Linked DNA regions of Homo sapiens: region 2 is linked to region 1. Evidence: chromatin loops called from intact Hi-C (ENCODE). Cell type or tissue: HCT116. All regions are shown on one strand. Each heading gives the region's core, and the rest is flanking DNA. Links, peaks and the distances in the headings are about the cores only. Region 1 has its middle 55 kb from the start of XXYLT1-AS1. Region 2 overlaps ACAP2 (ArfGAP with coiled-coil, ankyrin repeat and PH domains 2).

Region 1 (8,339 bases), core at 63-8,062:
GAGTCCTCACCCCTGCATCTCCTGGGACCCAGTCTCTCCCTCATGCAAGCAGAGAGGGAGGGCAGGCTCCCTGGGTTGGGGAGAGAGCCACTTACGCAGGTCTCCACAGGGGCTCTGTTAGATCATCATTCCCGTCTCTGCACATCTGTCCTTGGACATTCCAGGGAATCCCTAGATATCCTTGCCCATGTAAGAAAAATATCGATTGCATTCATATGGTGTTTCCACGCAGAGGAAGCGGTACACATAGGAAGGAGAGCTAAGGCACAAAGGCCGGGGAGGGGGGCGCCAATGCTGGCGGACTTGCATGGGAGGGCAGCACATTTTTTTCTGCTAAATCCTGGGCACCAGAATCTGGGGGGAAGAGGGATGGGGATGGGAATACGGATGATTTTGGGAAGCATTTAGGTCCCATTTCCTCTTCCTTGGCTGAGCCAGCAGCAGGGACAACGAGCAGGTTGGAGGACATGATTTACAGCTCTGTGGTGCCTGTGGACTTGGCTGGTCAGGCTGTGGGGACAGGAACGGAGAGGGGCGAGGAGCCGGTCTGGCAGCCCAGCCCAGAGTCCGTGCCTGTCCTAAGGCTGTGCTCATTTCAAAGAGATGGGCAGGCCGGCTCAGACCTGTAAGCGGACAACCTTAACACTCACTCACCCTAGATGGGCCCTTTTTCAGATAGACAAGGCATCTCTGGGATAATAATAACAGTTGTAACCTTGAGGTCAGCAGAGAGCTGTCTTCTGAGATTTAAATAAACTGACCTGTGTCTCCTGACCCACACGCTGTGAGGTCCAGTACCCTCCCCAAGATGCCTCCGAGTCCCCAGGACGTGCAGCTCCATGAAGAAGCCCCTCCCTCAAATGCCACCTCCTGGGCCGCTCTTTTTTGAATGGCCCACAGTCTGCACTCTTCAGATTGAGGAAGAACATTGACTCAGAATGAACGTCACAGGCAAAAATTCTACCTGGATGGGGGCGTCTCCTGCCCTTGCATCAGGTGGGAGGAGCATGGCGTAGCCCCACGGCTGGTGATGCTGGGTTTTAGAACTTGGTTCCCTAACGTACAGGTGCCCTTTCCCCTTCGTAAATTGTCATTAATCTGTGGGGTTTTCCTCTGAGACTGTATGAAGATCCTGCTCCCCAGGAACTTCTCACTCAGTGGTTTTCGCATCTGTTGAGCTGCCTGCATCAGTATTAGTGATCTCTGAGTGATGATTTACAAATCCTGGCTCCGCCCGGACTTACTTCCTCACCAGCATTCCACTCTAAGGAGATTCCCCTCCCCACCCTTACTCTTTAAACCCATGGCTCTGAAACTGAGCTGCATATTTGAATTACCTGGCAGCTTTAAAAAGTTGTTCATGCCTGCCTCCCTGTACCCCAACCCCCCGCCCCCCGCTGCATTCTGATTTTGGGGTCTGGGTGGAGCTTGAGCATGGGTGTCTTTTTAAAGCTCACAGGTGATGCTGTTTCATCATGGGGGTGCTGAGCATCACTGCCTGAGGAGATGGGGAGCCACGGTGGGGGGCGGGGGTTGAAGCAGAGGAGAGAAGATCTCATGGAAGCTTTGGATGGTCCCTCTGGCTGCAGGAGCGTGGGCTTCTGGGGCTTCTGAGGACAGCAGGGTGGGGGTAGGGAGACAGTGGAGTGAGGAGGCTGCTTCAAGAATCCCACTGAAACATGATGAAGGGCAATCGAAGGAATCCAGTCCCCTAGCTGCTGGAGTCCCGAGGGCTGTCTTTGAGGAAGGAATCCAGTCCCCTAGCTGCTGGAGTCCCAAGGGCTGTCTTTGAGGAAGGAATCCAGTCCCCTAGCTGCTGAAGTCCCAAGGGCTGTCTTTGAGGAAGGAATCCAGTCCCCCAGCTGCTGGAGTCCCGAGGGCTGTCTTGGAGGGGCTGAAGTCAATAGAAGAGTCATAAACATTCTTTTTCATATGCATGGAGGTGTGTTTCACGCGTTTCCACATCCCTCAAAACTGACACTTAGACGGGATTGGGAGGGCAGAGAACGACTGAGAGGGTGGGCTGAGAAGCCAGGGCCCGAGCCAGTCCCGGCCACGGTGTTTGCTCTCCAGCCTGCATGTCCCTTTAGCTGAGCTGCCAGCTGGCTGTCCCTCATCTGGAGAGTGACTTAAGGCACATGAGGGGAAAATGCTCATCTTGACTTAATGATTCTCATTAGTTTGAAGATTACTCACGCTGGGGTTTATTCTGTTCTTTATTTAAAGAACATACAGGCCGGGCGCGGTGGCTCACGCCTGTAATCCCAGCACTTTGGGAGGCCAAGGCAGGCGGATCACTTGAGGTCAGGAAGTCGAGACCAGCCTGGCCAACATGGTGAAACTCTGTCTCTACTAAAATACAAAAATTAGCTGGGTGTGGTGGTGGGCGCCTGTAATCCCAGCTACTTGGGAGGCTGAGGCAGGGGAATCGCTTGAGCCTGAGAGGAAGAAGTTGCAGTGAGCCGAGATTGTACCACTGCACTCCAGCCTGGGCGACAGAGCAAAACTCCGTCTCAAAAATAAATAATTAAATAAATAAATAACATACATATGTATCTGTCAAGAACAGTAGGCAGGTGGGAACCCAGGGGACGGTGGGGTTTGGGGAGGATGTTACATGGCTCAGTGACCAGAATGGAGTGCTGGCTGCTGGGGCTGAGCCCATGCCCCCTGGGGCAGATGCCAGGGCAGCCGCCCCAGCCGGAGCCTCTCAGGCCCTTCTGGGGATGACGGGACCTGGCTTGGCACCTCTCCTCCAGAGAATGGGGGCGGGGGGCTTTACTTGGAGCCCCTGAAGGGTTCCCCACTAACAGGTTTCTTAAAGGGCTGTGGCTCCAGTCACCAGAAGGCTGGCCCAGCAGCTGTTTCATGGACCTTTGCCCTAAACTCAGGAAAACCCTTAGGCCAAGGCCTGGCCGGGAGCTGCCCACTCCTCCAGCCTTCGAGACCTGCTGTTCACAAGCCACCCTCTCAGGAACTGCCACCCAAGGCCCAGAGCACGTGACCACAGGCACTTGGCACCTGCAGAGTCCTCTAGCCCAGCTTCTCACAGCCACAGCTAACCTCATTCCATCAGGAACTCCTTTGATGTCTGTCTCTCATACCCCCAGGAACCTGGGGAGCCTGGGCATGGGCTGTGCCTGGAGATTATGCCCTGGGAAGCACCAAAGTCATGAGTCAGCGACCACACGTGACTCCAGGGAGGGGGCCGTGAGAGGTGCAGGCCGGGTGACACAGGTGTTGGAGGGGACAGGGCGGGGATGCAGGGGGAGGGTTGTCATCCTTGAGAGAAGTAGCATTTGAATGGGGTCTTGAAAGACAGTAAGGACTTCTGGGGGCAGGGGAGAGTGCTTCGGTAGCCAAGAACAGCTCTGCCTCTCCAGAGAAGCCAGGTTCCTGAGGGAGCCCCTGTCACCAGGAGGAGCGGAAGAGGGGTCAGAACTCCAGGTTCCACTTGTGTGTGGAAACGGGCAAGGGCAGACAACACCCCTTCTCACCGTTTGGTTGTTTCTTTGTCATAACAATGAGAAAGGGCATTGTCTGTGTGGCCTTGGGCAAGTCCCCTCCCCTCTGAGGCCTCAGTGTCCTCACTTTCTGCAAGGTCCTTCTGGCTCTAGCAGTCCGTGATCCTGAGATACTCCTGGGGCATGGACTCTCCAATAGCTGGCTTGGGCTCAGCTTGTCACCACCCTCTCCTCCCCACTGTGGCTCCCGTTCTGGGCACAGTGAAAGGCAGCATGAGGGGTTTGCAGACTGGCAAGCACACGATCAACTGTCAACCTAGGAGCTGCAGGCAGTGGGAGGAGGGACATCGGGCTCTAGCTTTGGCACCGCGTGACCTTGGGCAAGTCACTTCCCCTCTCTGGGTTTCAGGCTCCTCTTCCGTCGAAAGGGGCAATGTCTGCCTCGGTCCTTGAAGAACTGTTGTGTGGCGTGAACTTGGTGGCCTTTGAAACCAGTGCAGAGCCGCTGGGTGAATGTGGGGGTGAGGACAGCTAATTCTTTCCTGAGTTAGACTCGGCAGGTCACTGTCTCCCCACGGGGCATTGTACATCTGGGGCAGTGGCTTTTTCTCATAGCTAGGAGGCAAGAATTCATTGTAATTCTCCTTCTTCGGTTCCCCATCCCCCATCCCCCATCCCCCATCAAAAAAATGGCGTTGCCTGCCATCCAACCCCAGAGAAATGCTGTGAGATTCAATGAAGTGACATTTGCAAAACAGCCTGGCTATGAAACCAGCTCTTCTCTTGGCCTCCCTGAAGCTCTTCATGTCTCCCCTACCACTGAGTGGGGCTGGTGGAATCCTCTGGACCTCTGAGCCCCCAGCTTCAGAGGCTCTTCCTGGCTGCAGGGTCCCTTCCACACTTAACCTCCTGTGGCCACAGCTCTGGGTTCTCAGCAGTTTGTTGCAGTCTCTGAGGCCTCCAGAGCACTCCCTCCCACACTGCTCAGTCTCTGAGGCCTCCAGATCAATCCCTCCTACACTGCCAAGCCCTGGCTACCTGCAGGCCAAGGGTTCAGCTGAAAGGACAGCTTTTTTCTTTCCTTGCAGTTTTTCTCTTTTTAAGAGAATATCAAACCAAGAAATGCAGCTTAGAAGAAATCAATCCTTGCTGCAGTTACAGCAAATCAATTCAGCACAAATTTACATAGCACCTGCTGTGGGTGGGGCCCGCAGCCCTGAGGAATCAAAGCTGAATCAGGCCCCATTGAGCCTAAGATGAGCCCGCCCAGCTCACAGGGCAGGAAGGGAGATGGAACCGGGCATTCATCGTTTAGATTCAAGCTGAAGAGTGTTCCAGACCAGAAAACCAGTCACCACTCGCGCTACCATGTCGTTACTTGGCAATGTGTACCTAGCTTTTTATTATATTATAATTTGGGGGGACAGGGTCTCGCTCTGTCTCCCAGGCAGTGGCACAATTGGTTCACTGCAGCCCCAACCTCCTGGGCTCAAGCAATCCTCCCATCTCAGCCTCCTGTGTAGCTGGGACTACAGATACATGCCACCACACCTGGCTAATTCTGTTTATTTTTTTTGTAGAGATGAAGTCTCACTGTGTTGCCCAGGCTGGTCTCAAACTCCTGGGCTCAAGCCATCCTCTTGCCTTGACCTCCCAAAGTGCTGGGATTATGGGCGTGAGCCACCATGCCCAGCCCCTACCTTTATTATATGCTGACAATAATACCTACTTTGGACTGTTCTGAAAATGAATAAAATACTGCATGTGAAAGAACTCTGCAAGCAGAAGCACTCCAACTGTGCTTTGCTGCACCCAGTGACCAATGCTCTGATGGCCGTGGAGGTGTGGGAAAGGTTGTGTTGACCTGGAGAGCTCTGGGCATGTTTCTTGGAGGAGATTGGATTTGTTCCTTTAAAAATGGTGTGTTCTGCTCTGATCTTTGAAAACTGGCAAGCCACATGTAGAAAAATGAAACTGGATCCTCATCTCTCACTTTATATAAAAATCAACTCAAGATGGATTAAAGACTTAAATCTAAGCCTGAAACCATAAAAATTCTAAAAACCTCTAATAACCTTGGATAAACTCTTCTAGACATTGGCTTAGGCGAATAATTCATGATTAAGAACCCAAAAGCAAATGCAACAACAACAAAAGTAAATAAATAAATGGGATCTAATTAAACTAAAAAGCTTCTGCACAGCAAGATAAATAATCAGCACAGTAAACAGACAACCCCAGAGGAGGAGAAAATGCTTGCAAACTATGCATCCGACAAAGGTAATATCCAGGATCTACAAGGAACTCAAACAAATCGGCGAGAAAAAAACAAACAAACAATCCCATGCAAAAGGGGACAAAGGACATGAATAGACGATTCTCAAAAGAAGATATACAAACAGCCTCCATCATATGAAAAAATGCTCAACATCACTAATCATCATCAGGGAAATGCAAATTTCAACCACTTTGAGATATCACCTTACTCCTGCAAGAATGGCCATAATTAAAAATCAAAAAACAACAGATGTTGGCATGGATGCGGTGAAAAGGGAGCACTTTCACACAGCTGGTGGGAAAGTAAACTAGTACAACCACTATGGAAAACAGATGGAGATTACTTAAAGAACTAAAAGTAGAACGATCATTAAATCCAGCAATCCCACTACTGGGTATCTATCCAGAGGAAAAGAAGTCATTATATGAAAAAGACACATGCACACACATTTGGAGCAGCACAATTCACAACTGCAAAGATATGGAACCAACCTAAGTGCCCATCAACCAATGAGTGGATAAGGTATTTATACACCATGGAATACTACACAGCCATAAAAAGGAATGAAATAATGGCATTCACAGCAGCCTGGATGGAGTTGAAGACCATTATTCTAAGTGAAGTGATTCAGGAAAACCAAACATCATATGTTCTCACTTATAAGCGGGAGCTAAGCAGTGAGGATGCAAAGGCATAAGAATGATAAAATCGACTCTGGGGCTGGGGTAGGGGAAGGTTGAGAGGGGATGAGGGATAAAAGACTATATATTGGGTACAGTGTACACTGCTTGGGTGATGGGTGCACCAGAATCTCAGAAATCACCACTAAAGAACTTACCCATGTAACCCAAAACCACCTTTACCCCCCCAAACTATTGAAATACAAATAAAAATTATTTAAAAAACTAACAAAAGTTTACTTCAAACAACAAAAAAAAGGTGTGTTATTTCATATTGACTTTGTCCCAAATAACAAACAACTTAAACTATAAAGCTATTTTTTTTCCATAAAACTTTCAAAATGTCGGTGGGCTAGGCCAGTGTGGCAGCTCCGTGGGGTCAGGGACACACAGTATGCTTCTGTCTTGTTTCTTCTCTAAACTTGGCTTAATTCCCAAGATTACTTCATGATCAAAAATGGCTGTTTCAGTTCCAGCCATTACGCCTGTATTCCAGCCACCAGGAAGGAAGGAAAGGGTATGACCACTTCCTGTAAGAAAAGTCCCTAATGTTGCATTTACCTGTTGACTAGATCCTAGACATGTGGCCATATCTGCTGCAAGAGATGCTGGGAAATGCAGTCTTTATTCTGAGTATCTATGTGCTCGGCTTAATATCCTATGGAAGAGCGGGGAACAAAGATCAGGACTAACAAGCAGTGGCTGCCACAGCCGAGTGGGCCTCTGGTTCCCCGCAAACTGTGTCTCCAAATTTTATTCCTTTTTGCTTTAAGGAGACTTCCCCTGCCCCCGCCATCTGGTATTCAAAGAGTGGACCTGCAGGGGGGTGGGCTGGCTGGGTCTGATTTCTGACTGTCCTGGGAAAACATCAAGCTGGACCTCCAGCTGCTCCAGAGCGAGCTCTGCCAGGAGGGAAGGGGTTGTGGTTGGGGGCTGTGCACTGGGGTCTGCACAACCTCAGCGAGAATCAATTCATCTGAAGGTTTCCCCCAGCATGGAAGAGAGTCCCAGGTGTGAAGGCAGAGGATGGGGACGAGGTGCTAGGGAGGACTGTGGGTAACCCCTGCCCCTTGCTAAGCCCACCGCCCAGGGGTCTCCTGGCTCAGCCGCTTTCTAGGTTTTGTTTTCTCCTGGGATTCACATGCCTCCTCCCGTCAGATGCCGACAGGAAGGAGATCTCAGTTCTTACCTCCTGCCCGTGTTTCTCATCTTGCTGAATAGCGTCACTGCTCCTCAGCCTGCAGGACACGGAGGGCGGTGGCACCTCTTGCTTTAGACTTTCCCGGAGGGTGGGACAGCACCGGGCTCAGGAGCCCAGAAAGCAACCAGCCCGAACAGCGGCGCCGACCCCTTTCTCCCCTCGGTGGGCCCCCCTTTCCGACTCCCCCCGCGTTCTTGGTTCCTTCTCCAGGGTGGCTGCCAGATGATACTCGGGCTCCAGACATTCTTGGGGTGACTGAACAGACCTTCAGTGGGTGCTCGTAAGGCCTCGGCGCCACATCTCAGCACAGGCATCCGCCCTGCCCGCCCTTACTCTGGGGACCCCCCTGTTGCATCTCTCCCCCTCACCACCTCTCTGACCTTGGGCGGCTCAGGACCCCTCGCTTGGCCTCAGTTTCCTGTTCCCTGAAAACAGGGTCGATAATCCTGCACGGGCAGCCCTGCGCCCCCGAGAACCAGATGTGGAGCTGGATTCGAGGGGCTCTGCAGACAGTGCTGCGTCCCAGCTGAGGCCACGTGTTTGCTCGACCTCCTCCTTCAGGCTGTGCCCCACCCACCACGCTCCCCCCCGATTGCATCGATGCTACGACCACGTCTTCAGGGCAGGGCTGGTGCCAGTGGGTGAGGAGGCCTCTGTCAGGCCAGGATCAGCCGGCCCCAGTCCTTCTCCGAATGCCCCCATCCCTGCTGCTGAAG
Region 2 (8,339 bases), core at 220-8,219, 270 kb before region 1:
GTAACTAGGATTAGTCCTTTTGGTAAAACCATATTGATTATGTTGAAAGAATACATTGTCAGTTCGTTACCTTTTTTTGTTTTGCCATTTATTTTCTCTGTATAAAAATAAATTGAAGTAAAGGAGCATTCATGTTCAGGCTTTTAATTTTTACCAGTTGTTTACCTATTTGGCACTTACATGAATGTGTAAATAAACCCATCATCTGTATAGTTCTAGTGATAACGTTTCTACAGATTTAGAAGTTTGACTTTTACTCATGTTCTTGATTACAAGAGCAGTCTGGGACTAGTGATCAAACATGGTAAAAGATAACTCGAATTTTTTGTTTATGTATTTTTTCTTTTCCTGCCCAAATTTTGTCATTTGGAAGCTCTAATTAGTATGTTAATATTAATAATATTTAATAATTTATAAATTTAATATTTACAACAAATATATTTTAAAGTATAATATTTAGAATTTAATAAAATGTGTATTATATTGAGTTATTTCAATTTGAGATACAAAGTGATACCTTATTTTTCTTAATGAAGCAAGAAATTTTTCTATTTTAAAAACTGTCTTGGCAGGGCGCGGTGGCTCATGCCTGTAATCCCAGCACTTTGGGAGGCTGAGGCGGGTGGATCACTTGAGGTCAGGAGTTCAAGACCAGCTTGGCCAACATGGCGAAACCCCGTCTCTACTAAAAATACAAAAATTAGCTGGGCGTGGTGGTGCATGCCTGTAATCCCAGCTACTCAGGAGACTGAGGCAGGAGAATCGCTTGAACTCAGGAGGCGGAGGTTGCAGTGAGCCGAGATCGTGCCATTGCACTCCAACCTGGGCAACAGAGTGAGACTCCATCTCAAAAACAAAAACAAAAAACAAAACAGAAAACTGTCTTGTATTTTGGCTTTGTGGTCAGTTTCTGAATCCAAAGTTAAGTATTTTTTCTATATTTCACAGTCCATGAGCTGTTTTTAAGTCTTACTTTTCCTTTTCTTAGAAATGTTAGTAACAACTAGGGCCGGGCGTGGTGGCTCACGCCTGTAGTCCCAGCACTTTGGGAGGCCAAGGTGGGTGGATCGCTTGAGACCAGGAGTTAGAGACCAGCCTGGCCAACATGGTAAAACCTCGTCTCTACTAAAAATACAAAAATTAGCAGGGTGTGGTGGCGTGTGTCTGTAACCCCAGCCACTTGGGAGGTTAAGGTACCAGGATCGCTTGAACCCAGGAAGTGGAAGTTTCAGTGAGCCAAGATCGCACCCCTGCACTCCAGCTTGGGTGACAGAGTGAGACTCTGCTTCAAAAAAAAAAACAAAAAAAAAACAAAAAAACCACAATGAAATGTTAATAACAACTAGGATTATTCTATAGAAATAATTAAAAATTATATTCCCTTTTACTTAACTGATTAAAGTTTTGGTCAATGTTACTAGTTTTTTTAATTTATAATAGCAATGGAGGAGTGATAGTGTTGTAAGACACACAAATCTTAGTATAATAATTGAAAAAATGTTTTCTACCTAGGATATATGACGTTTTTCCTTAAGAGATGTAAAATTAAGAGTTTATATTTTCTTTCCTCAGTTTATAAAAATCGATGTTATGAAAACGTCATTCAGAAGCAGATCGATGGCAGAGGAACTGGGTTTCAGAAATACATATGATCCTTAGGTTAATAATCAGAGGGTTAGCTCTTTGACAACAACATAAGTTTTAATACTATTTTTAGAAGATATTGTCCTAAGATGCAGCTGGTCAAGAGAAGTTAATTTTTTGAAGACCTCAGAAGCGTGAAAAGTTTACATAATTTGTTGTTCAGTAAAACTCTTCGTAGCTTTCATCAAATTACAGAATTTACTATGATATAAAACAAATGATTTTGTATGACTACAGTTCACCCTACTTCAAATGATTTTTACACAAACGCTTTCATCAGTATCAGAGATTGTTTCCATTGCATGTCATCCCATGTGGCAGGGTTGCACCATTTTGTTTGTTTGTAGGTATTTCCTTAACATTTCTAACCAACTATCTGTCCCAAAGTAAAGAAACCCAGAAGTTCTTCCTTTTCTAGCCTACCTCTTGATGATTTGCATTTAGAGGCAACCCAGCTCATTTTATCTAGATGCTTATTTAACAAATGTCTTTTTTAATGGTAAAGGCGATTCCTCTTTAAGTGACAAGAAAACCTAAGTCTGTCTAGTAAATGGCTTAAAAGTGGAAAAGCATCTTCTAGTCATGACATGAGAACAGCTTTGGATAATTAACTTAATTTTTAAAAATAGAAATTCTAAATACAATTTCTAATGCTTCATATTAGTATCAATGAAAAGGTAGAATATCTGCTAATTGATTAATAACTAATGTTACAATAGAAATCATCTCACATGAAACTAATTTTAAAATAATGATTCAAATACTGTTTTACCTTTCATGCTTGATAAGAAGTTTTGCTTTCTTTTCTGAATGGCTTTTGGCTGTGAATTTTTTTTATGCCTTTAGGTCTTTTATTGTTTTAATAAATTAGAATTAGTAAATATGTAATACATAGCATAGATTTTTCTTCTAAAAAAGATCGTAAGTAAATTGTTTGTCTAATAATTTACAGTAATGAGCAGAACCATATAAATAGTTGAGTGAATCATTTGTAGTAATAACTTTGATTATTTTACTTAGGAGTATTTTATATGAAAGTAAGGCCAAGCTAATTTGTGATTGTCTCTTGTTAGATGTCGGTTCTGACATGATTAGTTTTCTGTTTTGCTTATCAAATCAAACTCTTACTGAATTATCTGCTGAAAAGTTGAAAATAAAGCACAATTTATTTCAATGTTTTTCTGTATACAAGTGGATACTTTTTTTTTTTTTTTGAGACGGAGTCTTGCTCGGTCGCCCAGGCTGAAGTGCAATGGCGTGATCTCGGCTCACTGCAACCTCTGCCTCCCGGGTTCAAGTGGTTCTCCTGCCTCAGCCTCCTGAGTAGCTGGGATTACAGGCACCTGCTGCCATGCCCAGCTAATTTTTGTATATTTTATTAGAGGCTAGGTTTCACCATGTTGGTCAGGCTGGTCTCGAACTCCTGACGACCTCAGGTGATCCACTCACTTTGGCCTCCCGAAGTGCTGGGATTACAGGCGTGAGCCACCGTGCCTGGCCACAAGTGGATACTTTTATTCACGATATACATTTATGCCAACTTTATGAGAAAAGCAATTATTTCTTGGGAAAGAGTTCAGTTATTTTTGAGGAACCTCAAAAGCTGTAAATTTGTACTTTAAAACAGTTATTATTTGGTGATAGCATACAGGATAACTGCTTTTGTTAGGATGTAAATTTATGACATGAAATTAATCAAAATGTAGTACTTTAATTTTCCTAACCTGTGGTTTTAAAATGTTTGTTCTTTCAGTAGTTTTCCCATGTTAGAATCAGTTTATATAAAGCAAAATAATACAGTGGACTTCTCAAAACATAATTAACACAATGTGATTTCCAGTGCTTTCTCAAATATTTCATTTCTAACAACAATGGAAATAAATTATGTTTATGAAAACTTAATCTATTTTGTGTTTCTGTAGGCGCTGGTTTTCAATACAGAATAATCAGTTGGTTTACCAGAAAAAATTTAAGGTAGGTGTTAATAAATGAAACCCCAGTGAGTTACCAGTTTCAGTTATTTATCTGTTTTGGTAAACATTGAAGTCTATACATACTCATTTGTGTAAAATTAATGTAATTATTTATTAGTTTTATGTTTGAGCAGGTATAAGAGGACTCTAGGGTGGAAAATATCAACATTTAATTCTTAAAAGCAAAGTGATTTGAATCCTGAGTTCTTAATTCCTTGCTTTGAGATGGATTTTTCTGGGTCACAGGATTGTTTAAAATGTTTTGATAGCTTTTAAATGGTATATATTAGTTGTACATACTTTTGTGGTACATGTGCTATTTTGATACTTGTATACAACGTGTGATGATCAAATCAGGGTAACTGGGGTATCCATCACCTCAAACATTTTTGTCTTAGGAACATTACAAATCTCTTCTCCTAGCTGTTTTGAAATATACAACATACTTTTATTTCTTTATATGTATCTTTGTCTAGTCCATGACAGAAATAACACTGCCATTCCATAGCACTATTTTGAAGATGAAAGAGAGGGTGCCTTTTAAATAATGTCACAATAGGGCCAAAGGTTATAGGACAGAATGGTTAAAAATTACATTAATTAAAATGTAAGCTGAAAGTAATTTAAATAGAACCCCTTAAATTTGTTAATATCGTTTTATATGTTTGTTTTCCTGAACCTTATTTTAAGGATGAGGAAGTTTTATTTATGGGAAAGACATATTGGGATTACATGTGAGTTGAGAATATTAAAATAACTAGAAACAAAAGAATAAATCATTAGTTAATGGATAACTTGCTTTTCACCTAGTTACTTTTTATGAATGATATTCTGTAAACTGCAGATTTCAAATCTCTACTCTTGAGATGACACAATATGAAATTTTACTTGCTTGGTTCTATGGTAGCAGGTTTGTATGACAGAAGCCCTTTAATCAGCTAATTATTAGTTCATGGTTTCTTCTATTCTGATAAACTTGGTTTTGAATTTATATTTTTATTAAACAGTAGAAAGTGATAAAATCTTTCTGATTCTCCTAGGTATTTTAAGAAGTTATAGCTTTCTTTGAGGTATTTAAAACTTGACTGAATAAAAGCTTCTCTTTTGGAGGAAAGTAGCTTTTATTATATGTGAGTGGGGACCAGGAGAGTGAATATAAAAGAAAATGGAAGAAAAGCCACAGAACATTAACATTTATTGAGCATCTACTAAGTATCAAGTGTTGGACCAGTCTCTTTATATGTAAACAATTTCATTTAATCTCTATATAATTTATGAGGTAGATACAGTTATTAACAGGACAAAATTACTTTTATGTCTATATTGATAACCCCTGTTTCTAAAATAAAATATAAATCTTGAAAATTAGACCAGTTATGCCAAGTAATATTTTTAAGTATTTCATTATTGGTAGTATTAAAACCTAAGTGGAAAAATATGGAAATTTGGTTTCCTCACTATAGGATAATCCGACTGTGGTAGTTGAAGACCTCAGGCTTTGCACAGTGAAACATTGTGAAGACATAGAGCGACGATTCTGCTTTGAGGTGGTCTCGCCAACAAAGTAAGTGGTTCTAAAGGATCTGTGATTTGCTTTTATGTTTTTATAGTTTGTCTTAAATAACTTTCCAGAGTAGAGAAATTTGCATTTGTCTGTATCTGTGCTAAAGAGAAAAAAAAGTTTTAAAAATAATTTTCAATAATTAATGGTTACAGATATTATAGTCAGGTATTTATGTAACTTCTACCATTTATCCTATTCTTTAAATTCCATAAAGGTGATTTATGGGCTCATATGAAAGTTTTAGCTATTATGATGAATTGAAATCATATGAGTTTCTTTGATAACTATCATTTTATGTTTGTACCCAGTAGAAAAAAAAATGAGTGTTTCTATATTTATATGGTAAATTTAAGTGGTTTTTTTTTTTTTTAAATATTCAGTGATGGGTTATTTGTTTTTAAGAGATAATTTGTTTCATTGGCACCTTAATTTCTTCGTTAACATACTTTGCCCTAAAGATACATGAAATAAAACCTTCTTTCAACAAATTATATATATTTTTGGCTAGAAAATTATTAAATAGCAAAGTGGAAAAAATATAAAGCTTATAGGGTGTTTTTGGCATTAACTTAGTGTCTGAGAAAACAATATGTTATTTCCTTTTAGAAGTTGCATGCTCCAGGCAGATTCCGAAAAGCTGCGCCAGGCATGGATTAAGGCTGTTCAGACCAGTATTGCTACTGCTTATAGAGAGAAGGGTGATGAATCAGAGGTTAGTAGAGGTATTAGCAATACCAGATAATATATTGCCAAAATTCTTGATTTTAGTTGCAACGTTATATGACTGTATGTAGCATCGTTTGTTATGGAAGATGATTTTATGTAATTGAGTTTTATTTTTAAAATCTGGATTTAATTTCTTTTTTGTTTATTTCTCTTTATTTCACTTACCATTTTATTTCAGTATTTGTGAATCTATGTTTAATATTTGAATATATGAACCAGATCGGAATAAGGTATTTCCCTGTTAGTGTTTTTCCCCAAAAGTATTGTGCCATTTTAGTTAATTATAAAATAAAATAATGATCATGAAAGGTGTTTAAAACTGAATGAAAGCAAAAAAGGGAAGCATAATATTGTCTCTTAGGTGAAGGCCCCTTAAAAATATAAGGTGAATGTGGGAACTTAGGTCATAGTCTGGCCTCAGTTTCTCAAAGAGCTTACCAAGAAAGTCTTTTGGGCAACGCAGTGAGTGAGTAAATGGGTCCTGAGAAATGGAACTCAGCACTTTTGGGTCATCTGGCAAGACTGTGGCATAGGCTTAGTGATAGATAATTGTTGGGAGTATGGTTAGGGGGATCGACTGCTCTCTAAATTGTATTCCAAAACTTACCGTGGCCAACTTCCAGCTCCCAAATATAGATCATAGATCAAAGCAGAACCTTTTCAGGCATGGGATTATGGGGGGACGACTAACTTGATCCAAGCAGAAAGGCTTAGAGATGAAAGTAGGAATTTGATCAGTAGCCACGTTTGCGTGAACTTGTCTGGGTACAAATGATGGGAACATTGACGAAGGGCATGTCAGCAAAGATAGCCCTCAATACGTCTGTCTCTAGAATCACACTTCTCCAATCTGGACCAGTTGCTCCCTAAGCCTGCAGCATGGCTGTCAGTCTGGGATTTCCTTACAAAATCATTTCTGGAGTTTCTTCTCTTTCCTGTATCCCATATCTTTCTCCTTCTTGGCTTAAGGAAAACTTAAGTACTTTCTCTAGTAGCTTCCTGAAAATGAGGCATTTGTGATTCCATGCATATCTGAAAAGGTCTTGGTTCTGTCCTCATATTTGATTGGTAGTTTGGTTGGATATTTTAAGATTGGAAATAATCTTGAGAATTTTAACAGCATTGTTTGTTTTTTAGTTTCCAGTGTTGATGTTGAAGCTTTTCTTATTAATGACCTGCTGTATTTCTCCTCTCCAGTTGCTCTGTATTTTCTGGATTGGTATTATGATTTTCTTATTTTTGTGTCCGTGTGTGTTGTTTTGCTCTACTTTCTGGGAAATCTTCTCAGTTAATCTTCCAAGTCTTCTATTGAATATTTCAGTTCTGCTAGCACATACTTAATTTCCAAGAGCTGTGTTTGTTCACTAAATGTTTACAGATATAGACCTGTTCTTTTTTCGTGGAATCAGTGTTAGAGCTGTGGATCTTAACCATCATTGCATACTATGATGTCACCACACAGGGAGCTTGAAAAACCCCCATTGCTTAGGTACCACCCCAGAACACTTGAATGGAGTTGGGCATCAGTACTTTCACAAGCTTCCTGGGTTAGTTCCATAAACAACCAATGTTGAGAGCTATTGCGTTAGAGGCTTCCTTTGGCTATCTCATCATAAGTGTTAGGCACTAAAAACTTCTTTGGAAACTCTGAGCACAAAATTAGGACTTTGTTGACTGTGGCCTTTGTCTAAGTCTGGACCATTTGTTGAGGAACAACCATCGTCAGGGTCTTTTTGAGTCTTTTCGGCTGATGTGATTTCCCAGAGAAGACTCATTGATCTCCTGCATAGCTATGAGGGATTGGTGGGGAGCTAAGCACTGGGTATCTTAGCATATTGTATGTATATGTTCATTTAATCCTCTGGCTTCCACCTTTCAGGTGAAGTCGATTCAGAGACTCTGTTTTAATCCTCCAGAGAATAACTTCCAGTCATTGTGTTTGTGTAGAGAGCAGTCATCCCCTAGTGGCATGGAGATGGGGGGCAGCGACAGTAGGATTGAACTGTCCTGCTTAAACAATCATTCCTCCTATTAATACTTTCGTGAATTGGTGTCATATTCAGTGCTGTGTTCCTTGAAGTGGCTGACCCAAGTTTTGCTGTGTTTGTGTACTTAGTTCTCTAATTTGGTGCAAAAACATTAGCATATAGAGAAAACTTGGGAATGAACCAACATGATTTCTGTAATATAATATTGATATTCTTTCCTTACATAATTGCTAATTCCCATTATCGAACATATTCTGGTAAAACAAATATTTCTTTCTTAAAATTTCGGAATAATCCTAAACTTACAGGGAAGTTTTTTTTTTTTTTTTTTTTTTTTTTTTTTTTGAGATGGAGTCTCACTCCATTGCCCAGGCTGGTGTGCAGGGGCACGGTCTCAGCTCACTGCAACTTCCACCTCCCAGGTTCAAGCGATTCTGCTGCCTC

The links. Peaks named below come from ENCODE experiments on the same cell type or tissue, not always from the same donor. Only the 100,000 strongest peaks of a DNase experiment are listed, where the experiment ranks them.
Region 2: a loop joins it to region 1, with 7 times the contacts of the local background. A loop is called at or near these places in 1 of 110 quality-filtered maps.

The regions. Positions count from the first base shown.
Region 1 is chr3:195,035,738-195,044,076 of GRCh38, reverse strand. No RefSeq gene overlaps it. Among named protein-coding and RNA genes, the nearest start is that of XXYLT1-AS1, 55 kb to the left of the region's middle. In HCT116, for the core only: no CTCF peak of the experiment used is centred there; DNase peaks (open chromatin) are centred at 3,106 and 6,946.
Region 2 is chr3:195,304,065-195,312,403 of GRCh38, reverse strand. ACAP2 (ArfGAP with coiled-coil, ankyrin repeat and PH domains 2) reads left to right here. Exons shown (of 23, transcript NM_012287.6): 11 at 3,567-3,618; 12 at 5,081-5,181; 13 at 5,788-5,893. Among named protein-coding and RNA genes, the nearest start is that of XXYLT1, 37 kb to the right of the region's middle. In HCT116, for the core only: no CTCF peak of the experiment used is centred there; no DNase peak of the experiment used is centred there.